Regions from separate parts of the Mus musculus genome. Here region 2 is linked to region 1. Evidence: chromatin contacts called from ENCODE POLR2A ChIA-PET data. All regions are on one chromosome and are shown on one strand. The core of a region is the stretch at or near the end of the contact, and the rest is flanking DNA. Distances in the headings are between cores, read along the strand shown.

The links. ChIA-PET counts read pairs that join two places held with the same protein, here RNA polymerase II (POLR2A).
Region 2: POLR2A ChIA-PET joins it to region 1 with 23 read pairs in embryonic stem cell. The contact joins the enhancer-like site here to the promoter of Blvra in region 1. POLR2A ChIA-PET finds 5 or more read pairs at or near these places in 2 of 5 experiments (Patski and embryonic stem cell).

The regions. Positions count from the first base shown.
Region 1 is chr2:127,065,047-127,072,106 of GRCm38, forward strand. Blvra (biliverdin reductase A) reads left to right here and starts at 5,611. Exons shown (of 8, transcript NM_026678.4): 1 at 5,611-5,684. It overlaps Ap4e1 (adaptor-related protein complex AP-4, epsilon 1), which reads left to right. Exons shown (of 21, transcript NM_175550.3): 21 at 1,496-4,768. The coding sequence ends at 1,656.
Region 2 is chr2:127,178,822-127,185,701 of GRCm38, forward strand. No RefSeq gene overlaps it. Among named protein-coding and RNA genes, the nearest start is that of 1810024B03Rik, 26 kb to the right of the region's middle. Within about 2 kb of position 4,095, at least 1 of the 3 ENCODE cell types and tissues checked has a DNase peak (open chromatin) inside an H3K27ac peak, as active enhancers do.

The DNA.
Region 1 (7,060 bases), core at 4,361-6,860:
ACGGCAGCCCCATGTGAATATAGATTTTTTTTTTCTGAGTGTCATACTTCTTAGAGATTCTTATCATGAGTATCTTTAAAATAAGTGTGTTTCCAGACTGTATTAAGGAGTATTTGATTGAAAAGTTCACAGTATATAATTAACTATCATTTAGCCTTTCTTTTTCTCTTTAACGCTTTAAACATTTCTCCATTTGTGTAGAGTAGGCTTCAAATTCAATCAGAAAGTGATTGATTATTCTCAAAATAGTCATGTCTCTGTTGCATCAGAAGACACTGTACTAATATTTTATACCTGAGAACTTGGCTTAAAAACTGATGGCATTTAAGAACAGCATTCTCTATCTTTGCAAGGCACCTCTGTTTCAGATTTTTAAGAAAATTAATCATATCTCTTAGTTTGCCTATAAAGCAGTAGATTTCTATATGGCTTTTTTCTTGTAACCTGAATTTTGGTTGACCTTGACCATTCTGACTGGGATAGAATAAAATTGTAACGTTGTTTTAGTTTGCATATTAAAGTAATTTAATATGCATATTAAATAAGTTGCATTTATGAGAACTAAATATAGTCCTCATAAATTCAAGTTTATTTATTCAACTATATTTCCTATTTTATTCTCTGTCAGATTTAGTGTACCAGGTTTTGTGCCAAAATCCCTGATGCATTGGAATTGAGTTTTGTGCAAGGTTTGTGGTGAGGATCTAGTTGTATTCTTTTACTTGTAGCTGGTCAAGGTGTACTTCACCAGCACCACCTTTTAAACAAGCTGTAGTTTTTCCAGTGTGTACTTTTGGCTTCTTTATCAAAACTCAGGGAACTGTTGGAGAATGGGCTTATTTCTGGGTCCTCAATTCTATTGTATGGCTGTGTCTGTTTATATGGCATGCTGTTGGTGAGAGTGGAGTGCTCAAGTCTCTTTGTTGGGGTTAATCTATGGTTTTAGATTTAGTAGTTCTTTTATGAAATGGGATGTACCTGTGTTTGGTGAATATATGTTTAGTATTGTGATGTCCTCTTGATGGGTTGTCCCTTAATGAATACGAAGTGATCCTTATCACTCTGACCAGTTATTATGCTTTTAGTATATGTTACGCTGTTAGTATACTACTATATGACATTATTATTATACATCATATTATTACTGTAGTATACTGTTAGCCTGTTAACTAAGTACTTGAGACACTTCTACTTTTTGTCTGATATGGACAGTGCTGCTGTGTACGTGAGTGTGGGAATACCTATTGATATTCTTGCTCTCATCTTGGATTAAAGGCATTCACCACCACTCCAGCACTTTTTCAAGTTTTGTTTTGTTTTTTAATATATAAAATAGTCTTCCAAATAAGAGTGAAGTGCTCTCCCTAAGGTGCTTGTTTGGTGATTGATGATAAACATCTTTTCCCGTGCTTGTGGCCCGTTTGTAGATGTCTGTGGAGGATTGTCTGTTGAAGTCCATTTTTAAAAGTAATTTCTCCTTTTTGTTGTGTTGCAGGCAATGAAGGGCTGTTGGCCTGTAAGCTGCTCCCATCCACCCCCTGTGTGCTGCACTGCCGAGTACATGCTGACGCGGTAGCTCTGTGGTTCCGGTCCTCTAGCTCTGTTCTTTCAGACTATTTATCGTGTCACTGTCAAAAAGTGATGCAGACATCCTAGCGAAGTTGTGTTAAATTTTACCTTTTCCACATAAATGGTTTACATCTATAACCTTACCAAAGTAAAAAGCACTCGTGGTACTTGTGATGGAGGTGGGGGGCTGCAAGTTTTGGTTTATGTGGTTTCTTCTTGAGTCCTGCTAAGAATGATCCCCAAGAAACTGTGTCATCAATTTTTTTACTCAGGATTGTACAGTATATTCCCCCCCCCACATGACCTAAGCTAATATTATAAAATGTTAATGATTTTATGTCACTTAATTTGGAGGGACTGAAAATATTTATTTTGTTATAAATGTTTTATAGCAGGTTTATTCTAGCATTAACTGATTTCTAATAAGGCTGAGACTCAGTTCTCTGCTTTGGTGCAGGGGACACAGAGACTGCTCATCACCTGAATCACACTTGGCTTTGGAGTGCAGAACCTGCTGTAAGGAAAATCTGTGCTCTCGGCTCTGCTTTGCACAGGTCAGGGTTAAGCTGAGGCGGCCTAACACACGCTAACCATTGTACAAGACCATGGCATGCTGGCTGTTAGGCAAACACAATCTCTGGCTTTTACTTTTTAACTTGTTACACTTAATTTTCAGTAATTTGACCATAAAGTATATCTGTTTGCTATTAGACCCTTTTTGCAGTTAAAATTTGTGATCATAGTATAAATGGCCAATTGATTATTTTTTTTCTGGTCCTTAAATCTACTAGTATTAAGTGGATGTTACTGAGTAGTGACTATGTAAATATATCCTACAAATACTTCGGCAAAATATATCATTTAAATGTTATATTTATGCTTCTAGGCCCTCTATTAGTAAAAGAAGAGATTATGCCTTGTGTGTGTGATGGGCCAGAATCTTGAGATTGTATATTAACTGAAATAGTATTTTATAAAAACTAATGGTGCTGTGGGAAATATTTATTTTACCCTTTTTGGTACTTCACCATTGAAACTATTCAGGTAATACAACTTAAGTTATTCTTAGTGGTCAGGCACTCTGGTTTTACGTTATCTCACCAATACTTGCTGTAAAGATGCTGAGGAGGAGGCCAGGTGGTGGTGGTGGTGGTGATGCACGCCTTTAATCCCAGCACTCGGGAGGCAGAGGCAGGCGGATTTCTGAGTTCGAGGCCAGCCTGGTCTACAGAGTGAGTTCTAGGACAGTCAGGGCTACACAGAGAAACCCTGTCTCAAAAAAAAAAAAAAAAAAGATTCTACAGAGCTGTCATCCATAGTTAGAACAAGACAAAAAGTTATATTTTTTGTATTTTTTAAGTTAACTTTTAAGATAGTCATTCATAAATGTAGCATTTTGTTAACGTCGCTCTTAAATACATGCAGTTAAGCCTTGCTGAGAGAGGAGGGTGACGGAATGTCCTGCACTTTGGGTTTCTCCCTTCAGAAGAAGGAAGACTGGATGCATCAGCAGCCTCGGCACTGTCGGGATAGAGGGTTTGGAAGCAGCTGCTCCATTAGCTTGCTCTTCCTCTTTATGTTGCCATTCCCAGCCTTCCCTGCTCCTTACCCAGGCTCGCCCTGACTTTATCAAGCAGTGCGGCCATGTGGTGTAGGACGGGCTCCTTTGTGTATTTTTTCAGGCGTTTCTGTGGTCACTGAGTTTGGTCAGTTGTGGAGCAGGGAGAGTAAGGTATATAAAATCACAGTGACATCTGTCCGAAGGATCATGGTTTTTGCTTTCTTCTGCTTTGTTATAAGGGATGGTTATGAGAGGACTCTACTGGCCTGTCTAACAGCGCATGTGTAAACAGTAGGTTTGGGGTTGAGGCATGACTTCAGATCTGCCAAAGAGAACATAGTGTCACTTTTGTTCTTTCTGAACTCATTAAATAAAATGTAGAGTAACAGGGTTTCTACAGAAATGTTTAATACAATGTTTACAATGTTTATGATTTTAATAAACTAATAATAATAGAAAAGAGTAGATATTTTAAAACTTTGGACCAGTACATATTCTATCTAAACTCACTGCATTATATTCTGAATCAGGCATCGTCAACCTTTTTGATCACAAAATAGGGAGAATTTTAGGTCTAGTTCTTGCGTGGGGCCATCCATAACACCTAGTCTCTTTACTTTATAATCAGCCAATGAGGGTAGCGCTTAGGGGAAGAATGGCTGTGTGCTGTGTGCCGGGCACCATTACCAAGAATGGAGGGCAGCAGAGCCAGGCTGGGGACAGATAAAGGAGGACAGGAAGAGCATGAGAGCAGCGGAAAGGAGGTGGCCAGGCTCCTAGCAGTCACCCAGGCGCTCAGCAGAAGAGCGGCCACTCAGGGTATGAGAGGAGCCTGTCTTACCCTTCCCTACAGAGAAGCTGTGGGAGGAGCTGAGCCATCTGAGAGCCAGTGTACAGGTGTGCCCAGCGCAGCATGTGCTCTGCAGGGGAGTGTTGGCTGACGTGCTAAGCTCTTCCAAATTGACTTATAAAAGTACAGTATTTTATTTTCATTTAACTGTAGGTTCTTTTATTTTCTATGGCTAAACATGATCATTGTCACATGGTAAGCCATAAGAAGTGCACTGACCCTATTCATGTGTCTTTGAGCTGTTTTCTTATGTCAGAACTTTAGGAGAGAACAATGCAAGTGAATAGCAACGTAATAAATGATGCATTTTTTTTTTACTTTGTTTTGGCACTGGACTGTGTAAATTGAAATTTTTTAATTGAATGTATAATAAAAACATCTGTGCTTTTTGGGGTCTGTATGTTCTTTATAATTTAAGTAGATGAAAATTATTTAATCAGTATATAGATAGGTTTCTAAATATATAAATACAACTTGCTCAGTCTGTATGTTTGTTTTTGCATGTGTGTTATATGCACATGTTTGTGTGGCTGTACATATAATCATGTAAATGTTCATGTTTCAGAGGCCAGAGATCAACATCAGGTTTCTTCCTCACTATCTTATTAGTTTTTAACTTTTAAAAATATGGCTTATTCATACATAGGTGCTTGGTGCTAGCAGAGGTCAGAAGAGCCATCGGTTCCCCTGGAACTAGAGTTAAAGAACAAATGGTTGTGAGCTGCCGTGTGAGTGCAGGAAATTGAACCCAGGTGCTCTGCAGGTTCTACAGCACAACAAGAGCTCTTAACCACTGAGCTATTTCTCCAGCCCCTGGTCACTCACGGAAGACGTGAGCTGCCCAGCCCACAGGGTATGCACTACCATACCCAACTAATTGCTATTATGTTTAAGGTCACTCTGGCTGCTGTATGGGTGGAAGATTACAGGGTGATCAGGAAGGGGTCAGTTCTGACTTCTCAGATGGCAGATGATGGAAACGTTAAGAAGTGGTCTGACTCCAAGTTAGGCTTGTAATTGTGCTCCATGCCTTGTCTGGAGTGAGGACATTTATCTCACGAGAAACAAAGATGATTTTTCGTCGCCACCAACCCTGTTAGTTTCATCAGTTTTGTCAAGGGATAAAAAAGGGTAAATGTCAGTGGACTTGGAACAGACTCCAGCCCTACAGGTCAAAGCGTCCTTCAGATGCCTCCCTCTTCTCCCTTACCCTTGGTACACTTTCCTCGCACAGCACTCTGATTCTCCCCTCAGTGCGTCTACTCTTTCGCCATTCCCAGGGTGAGACCAGGCTGTTCCTGGGAAAATGCTGTTTCCTAGCCCTGAAGACAGGGAATTACAAACACTGGTTTTCTGGAATCCTCGCTCCTTACAGGAACAAGTTTTTGTGTCAGATCAATTATGTTTGAGCCGCAAAACTAAACAAGGTCCCGAATATACCCAGGAAAAAAAAAAAGCCCTAGTTGCATTTGGCGCGAAGGGAGCTGACAAAGTAGCGACACCACACCAAACAAGTGCAAAAACACAGCAGCTCGTAATTTTCCCCATTCAGCAGCATGGGCCGCGGGACTCACGGGAATTGCTCGGTCAAGGCTCCGCCTACCATCTGGACAGCCAATCGAATCCTAGCAGCGCTCTGTCTGTAGCTGCTGGGACGCTGCAATTTGGGCGCGCTGAAGCGGAAGCTCGTGAGCCGCTGGTAAGGTGAGCTCTGGCCGGGAGGGGCGCGGGGCTGAGCGCACGACCCTGAGACGGGAGGCCAAGGCCGATAGGGGCCGCGTGCCCGCCATCCTTTCGGGACCCCGGAGCGCCCTGGCCGCCAGCTTCTCTTTGCGGAGCCCTTCGCAGGCCGGACCGGGGGGGGGGGGGGCCTCCTCTCAGGAAGCGGCATTCCCGAGTAAAGATGGTAAAGAAATTAAATCTCCATCTCGTTTAAAAGTGCTGATGGTTTCCGGCCTTACCTAGATGAGGCTGGTAGGTGTATCGTGCACTGACTGGGGGACTGAGCCCCCCACCCCCACCCCTACCCCCGGTTTGACAGTGTCATATCCAGAATGATGACTTTGAACTCTGGAGGTTGAGAGTTTGCGCCAGGTGTGTCTTTTATAATCTCTCCTAGCTGTACTTTATTCTTTGAAAACTGAAAGAAAGAGTGTTGGAAGACCCTGTGAGGGTTGAATTTTAAGTCGCTTGCTTATCTGAAGAACTCAGAGATAAGGCTGAGTTTAGGTCCTACTAAAAACAGAAATTAAAAGGCCAGCGGTGGTGGCGCACACCTTTAGTCTTTAGCACTTGGGAGGCAGAGGCAGGCAGATCTCTGAGTTAAGGCCAAGCTGATCTACAGAGTGAGTTCCAGGACAGCCAGGGCTATACAGAGAAACCCATTATGTGCAGTTTTGGATCCAGATATTTTTCTATTTAACATTACATAATTCCAGTTTTGCATCTTACAGCTGTTATGGGTTTGGGGTATACTAGCTAACCTCTTGGTGTATCAGTGTCCTCATTTGTACAAGTGGGGATAAAGAGCATGCTTGCTCGGTAGGATAGCTATAGCTATGTAAGGCCACAGAATGTTCAACCTAAGATTTTATAAATATTAGCACTCACAATGCACAAAGCAAACACTATAGCACTGGAAAGTTCCCCCCATAATTAATGAAGTTTCTATATTACTTCCAAGAATTTCTTAAATTGTTCTTACTGAATAATTTGAGTTCTTACTGAACTAGAGTTCATTTTTATTGTAATAGGTTGTATTAATAAATATTCAGATCCCTTTCTTCCATTCTGCATTGCAGAGTAGCACATATTGAAGCCACGTGGTAGACAAAGTATTGTCAAGGGCCTTCTTGATGGCTAGAAAACTGAGAAATATGTGTGGCTAACTATACTTGAACTTTTAGAACTAAGGAACAAATTTTGCTGAAACTTAGTACTCAGAGACAAGTATTGTTGCTATTTTGATGTATATAAATTATATACATCTGTATAGCTATTATGTTTTACTTCATAGGTTTTGTTATAAATCAAGGTTGAGGCAGAAGAGTTGCTGAGAGTGTGAGGTCAGCCTAGGCCAC
Region 2 (6,880 bases), core at 2,845-5,344, 110 kb after region 1:
TTTGCAATAAGGAGATCACTGATAAGAGAGTGTTAAATTTTCCAAATGGAGAAAGGGCTTTCAACTTGAATTATGGATCCCTGTGGTAAATAGTTCTTCCTAAGATTTAATGATCATATCTCAACTAGCTGCTGCTAGTAACTCCATTCAGAATTTTTATTATGTTCATGTTTTTTCTTTTTTTTCTCTTTTTTTCTTTTTCTTTTTTTTTTCTTTTTTGTAATTTCCTTTGATGGCAATGCCACAGACACATTATAGGAAACATATGTCTGTCCCACCATGCTATACTATGGAAGTGACTGTGTAGAACAGTGTGGCCTCAAATTATTCATAGACATATATTTGCCTCTGAAGTGCTGGGATCATGCTATCATGCTTGGCAATATTAGTTTTTGAAAATGATTGTATATTCTAAATAACTGATATGATGTTCAGAGTGATTGTATTGTTCCAGCTTTATAGTGCTTCTTTTATCTGTGCTATTAATTTTGCTCTTCTTTTCCTGTGTGTGTATGTGTGCCTCTGTGGTCTGAGTACTGGGATTGAAGAAATGCACTACTATGTCCAGCTTGGACAACACACACACACACACACACACACACACACACACACACACACATTTTAGACATTACTTTATATATATGAGTGTTTTTGCCTATGTCTTAGGGCTTTACTATGACCAAGGAAACTCTTATAAGGACATTTAATTGGGGCTGGCTTACAGGTACAGAAGTTTAGTCCATTATCATCAAGGCTAGAATGGCAGCTTCTATGGAGACATTGTGCAGGAGGAGCTGAGAGTTCTACATCTTTATCAGAAGGTCGCTAGGAGGACACTGGCTCCCAACTGGTTACTAGGAGGGTCCTAATGCCCACCCCTACAGCCACACCTCCTAATAGTGCCACTCCCTGGACCAATCATATTCAAACAACCACATTCCAGTAACTGGTCCCTATAGGTTTGTTCAAACTTACATGCCTATGGGGGCCACACTTAGCCATAGCATAATTTTAAAAAATACATTACAAACTCCCCTTAGTTATAGTAGTCTCAAAAATGTTAAGATTCCAAAGTTCAAAGTCTCTTCTGAGATTCATCCAATCACTTCATTGTAATCCCAAAGCATGACAGGAAACCAGTTGGGCAAACTCCAAACTCTGCATCTCCATGTCTGATGTCAAAGTGGTTTTCAGATCTCTAAGTCCTTTTTATCTTTGTGTTGACTGGAACAAACATTTCTCCTGGTCTGTTTCCACTCTATCTGTAGCTTTTCTCAGCAGATATTCCATGGCTCTAGCATCTCTAACATCTTTGGGTATCGAAGGCAACTTTAAGGTTGCAGCTTCTTGTTTTAATATCTGGGATCCACACATGATCTTCCCTGCTCCTCACTTGGGTCATATCTCCAGCTCTGCTCTCTGTAGCACTTGACTCTACTTCACTGCTGCTGCTGTTCTTGGTGACCATCCTATGGTGCTGGCATCTCCAATACACTGTGGTCTTCTGCTGCAACTAGGAACCACCAAAATCCTTTCATGGACTCTCTTCATGGTGTCGAGCCTTAACTTCTTTGCATGACCCTTCAGTGGTAGGCTGTCAACTGCACCTTCACCAATGGCCTTCCTGGGTCTCTCACAGTCCCAAGCCTCAGCTGCTATCCATGACTTCTTCATACCATTAAAACCACTAACACCTGGTTGATTCTTAAACATTACCAAACCCAACTGAAGTGCAAGGTACAATATTGGCTGTCTCTGGATTTTTATTCTAAAGCCAGAGCCTCATAGCTGAAACTGCTTAGTTATGCTGCTTGTTTGAGCTGGAACATGCCCTCCTTGTTCTATTACATTATCACCATCTTTCTGTTTTCCAATTTCTTCCTTGCCTAACCTTGGCTGTCCTGGAACTTGCTCTGTAGATTGACCTGGATGGAACTAAGAGATCTGTATGTTTCTCTCTTTTGAATTCTGGGATCAAAGGCTTGTACCACCACACCTGAACTTAAGCTTTTCTGTACTTGGAACTTGCTCTGCACAAGGCTGGCCTTGAACTCAGAGATCTGCTTGTCTCTGTCTCCTGAAATTAAAGGCATGTTCCATCATGCGTGGATCTAAGCTTTGTTGGTTGGGATCTTGCACCAAAGCTACCACCCCCATATTTTGTTTATCTCCTTGATCATTTGATTCAGCTTCATTTCACTTCCTGGTGCCCCATTAATACTTAAAACATACATTTTATATTTTTCCTTTCTCTGCTTGCTCCTTTTAATTAAAACACTCTTTATAAGACAAAACAAGAGAGCAAGGTCTCTGCTGGGATTTTTTTAAGACTTATTTTGTTAATGTAATTAATATAAATCTCTTTACTTTAGTCTCAGGTAGACTCTTCAGACAAGGGTCTGAACCATCTTCTTCACCAAAAACAGTCTCTAGGCCAGATACTGAAGTTCTTCTTCACTGAAACATCTTGGGCCAGGTCTGCACAGTACAAGTCACTCTCAGCAGCAGAGTCTTCCAAATACCTACTAGGATAGCCCAGTAAGCCTCAATAGAAACATTCCACTGCTTGCAACTACTCTGTGTCCCCCCAGCACACTCCTACCCAGCTACATAACAGAGTTAAGCAAGATTTCTGAATTCTTTTACATTGTTAAAATAAATAAATAAAATGTACTTGCTGTCTCTTAAGTATCAAGGAGCTGGGGTTATGGGCAGATGATTCATAGGATAATCAAAAGGGATCCTGGAATAAATAACCAAATTCATATGTAATAAAAAAAACCCAGGCTTTTGATCTGTATATGATGAGCTAGCAGGAAGATACTGCAGTACTTTTTAAAGTGTTTTTTCTGTAATGAGAGCTGAGCTATCTGGATATCTCTGGAAAGCAAACACAGCTCTTCAAGATTTTTTCCTAACATTCTAATGTCTGAGGTTAGAAATTCCAAGAATTACTTAGAGAGGTGACAGAGCTCTGTTAAAATGTTTTCTAGCAGTTATCCAGAGAAGGCTATGTGAAGAGTGAACACAGCAGATTTTTTTTTCCTTTCTGATTTTGATAACCCAAGAATTACTTTTAGAATTTTTCTAACAGTATTTTTGACTTGATTGGAAAAGCCAAGAATTTTTTAGATCAGTTTTTCTGACTTTGGTGAGAAAACTGAGGAGCTATCCAGAGAGCGTTTAGAATTTTTACTAGCAGAGAGAGCTGTCTCACGCAGAAAGCTAGCTGTCTCAACCACAGAGGTTTTAGAATAGAAAGTAAAATCAGTCTAGAGCACACAGACACAGAGAAAGCAGTCTGGGAAGCCATCTCATCTGGAATGCTATCTCAGCAGAACATAAGCCAGCAGCTTGGACCCATGATTTGAGTTCAAGTTGCTTGTTTCCCTGTTGCTCTCAAACACCCCTTCTCTTAGGAACCCAGACCTAGGTGAGGTTGGTCCTCTGCATTAGTGTTCTCTGTTCTTTCTGTACATTGATACATTTTTGTATCTATATATTTTGATACATTTATTGGTTAGATCACAGATAATGATTAACAAAGAGCTCCTTAGCCATCTACTTTTACAGCGTCATTTACTGGATGGTTAGCTAAGATTTTGTAATAGAAGATGAACATTCTAGAGGTATTTCTGTCCAATACTTTTATAATTTACGTATGTTTCTGCATGACTTTGAGCTAAGAATGCCCTTAAAAATCTCTGCTTTTACCTTGTGATCAAGTTCAGAAGAGGATTTAACATAGCATGCATAGGGGTAGGCAAACCTATATGTGAACTTATCAACATTCCCTAAGTAAAGTCTCAATGATTCCAAAAGGAAGAAGCGGAAGTGCCTACTGAGTGTTGTGACTGGAGCTCTGGAAAGCTCCAAATTTGCAATGTGGCCCACAGTGGAGAGAAGCGGGTAACTTAGCCAAGAGCAAATTGGAGTTGTGGGTCTTCCCCTGACCAGGGTGGGGGAAAAAGACCGGCAAGCAATTGGAAGAAAGACAAAGGTGGTACTGAAATGCAAATTTCTACAGATCCGGGAAAGGACTGGCCTCAGACTGGCAACCTGTGCCCGGAATTATTCCGCTGTGTCCCTTCAGCACACTCTAATCCAATGGGTGGTGTGTATGTCACTCCAGATTCACTAGCCAATTAGGACATCCAGACGGATCTGCCACCCAAAAGAGAAGGCGGGCTCTTCCGGGTGCGATCTTGCAAGTTCCTCTTTTAAATTTAGCTAGCAGTCTTGAATGTTTCTGCTTGATGTGTTCTGTGTGCCGCTCCTGGGTGCGGGGAGCTCAGGCAAGCCCAGAAGTTCCGACACGTTAAGTGCAGGGCAGTCTCCCACAAAGGGAGGAGCAGGCGGCTGAGCCCAGGGGGCTCTGTGGTAAACAGCAGCCTGACAGAAGCTGTTACTTGTGAGGTTCCCCTGTGGTCCTTCTCTCTCCCTGGGCCCGGCTGTGGGCTCGGAATAATCTCACTAGGGTGGCTGCATCTACACAAAGCATTTGGGGAAAGGGCTTCTGTGTAGAAATACCCTTGGCAGGATGCCAAACTTGGAGAGCCCTTGTTTCTATAGTTTCTTCTGTAAGTTTTGGCCTTAGCATTTAGGCATTTTATAGCTAGGTATAAGTCCCATTTCGAGTTAATTTTGTGGAGCCTGTAAAAGGCATCTCGTGTGTCGGATAGCACTCAAATATTAAGCTGTGATGTAGAAGAGTAAAATTGATGTAAAGGATCGACTAATGCTTGTAGTGGCGGCAAGTCGAATGTAGGTGAGGGAGGACTGCCCCTAAAACTCCACACAGGTATGTGCTATGCTAAAAAGGCCGATTGGAGAATAGGATGCTAGAATACATGTGGTAGTTTACCGGGATTGTCCAGACATTTGTCCACAAACCATAAGGTAGGAGACAACTCTGCTTTACAATCATGAATTAGCCCCATCCTGACTTCAAAGAGCAGGTCTCTAACAAGTGGCTCCAAGGGGCAATATAGGGCCACAACCAACTTTAAGGCCTGGTGTGCCATAAAGGTCTGGTTTTCTTCTTGAGAAAAGCATCGTTTTGTCACATGGGCAAGACTACAGCTGGTGATAACTCTTTGAAAAGGAAAAACACTGTTTGGTGAGGACTGGCCTGGTCAAGCAAGGCATAGAACAGCTCCTTCTAGGTCTCCAGAGCCAATGCCAACCTGGGGCTCAGGCTTGGGAGCTTCCCCTAAGGCCCTGAAGTGCTGGGAATAAAATAGAGCTCCTTCTCTAAAGCAAGGACGGTGCTTGGGAGAGCGGGTGGAGGTCTGGGGCCAGGGCCTTCGGGGATGGCTTGCTTCAGACCCTGAGATCCCACCACATGCGGCTATGGTTATCAGTCCCGAGTCCAGTGTGGGCTTGGTCAGGAACGTTTTTGAGAGATTCTCTCTTCCTGTTTTTCCAGCTTTCTTTTATTAGCTCCTTCCTGTGGTTTTCTCACTGTATAGTAGTTTGTGCTGACTTCATAGAAGTCTCCTATCTTGTTCCATTTTCCCCCTGTAAGAAGTATACAAGATGCTGTTCTCCAGAAGCCTGTGTGGCATAGACAGCCTATCCAAGACACCCCCATCACAATTTTGATACTTTCTTCTATTTATTTATTTATTTATTTATTTATCCAGGCAGGGTTTCTCTGTGTAGCCCTGGCTGTCCTGGAACAAACTCTGTAGATCAGGCTGGCCTTGAACTCAGAAATCTGTCTACCTCTGCCTCTGCCTCCCAAGTACTCAGATTAAAGGCGTTTGCCACCACTGCTTTCTTCTACTTTTCCAACCTTCTCATCTTCCGGCACCTCAAACTCAGGACCCCATCACCAAAGAGTGGCCTGCTGTTTCAATGCACTGGTATACTTAAAAATAATTCTGGTTATATCTTTTCTGTGTAAATCTCCCATCTGTGGGACTTGCAGTCTCCAGTCCATATTTAAATTGTTTAACCTGGGGCCTGAACCTAAGAGAGACTTACATGAGACAGCATATGTGGAATGTAAAATCTGTTCTTGGCTGTCTCTTCTCTAAGCATTAGCCAGAGCTGAATGCATGCTGTCATTAAAGAGATTTTTCTTAATTAATCTTGTAATCACTTAGGAGCGATTTCTTCTGGGGAAGGTGCAAAAATTCTAGGAGAGCTGCATCTTCTTCCCTGTACTAGAACTGTTTCTAAGAGAAGCTATGTTGACTCAGGCACCTTTGATCCCAGTCTCATGCTCCCCGGGCAATAACCTTGTTTTCCTATGGATGAAAATTCTTAAAATATTGAGATAAAGGATTGTACCACACCAGTGTTTTAAAATTCCTCATTTGAGTCATGTAATGAACTGTTCACTTCAGTAACAGGTGAAGGGTTTTGCCTGTGGAGCATGCCTTCTGCCTTCAGACCAGAGTAGGAGGAGCAGCTTACTGTGTATGCTCTTAGACGAAACAGGATAGCCAATAGCTAGACCACAGACTAAAGTTCAAAGGAGTCAGCTGCGGGCATCACCGTTATGAAGAAGGACTTAATTCACACAGGGTGAATGTCTTTGTAATTTTCCAGCATGTATTAATTTATGCATATTGGTTGTGGTGGCTATTCCTGGTAGTCAACTTGACTATACCTGGAATGAACTGCAATCCAGAAATTGAGGGCACACCTGTGATCCAGATCTTGCGGCTTCTGACTTGGATGTTGACATGGGATGACACAAGCTTTTTTGTGTGTGTGACGGGGAGAGTGGTTCGAGACAGGATTTCTCTGTAGCCCTGGCTGTCCTGGAACTCACTCTGTAGACCAGACTGGCTTGGAACTCAGAAATCCATCTGCCTCTGCCTTCCAAATGCTGGGATTAAAGGCATGTGCCACCACTGCAAGGCTGACA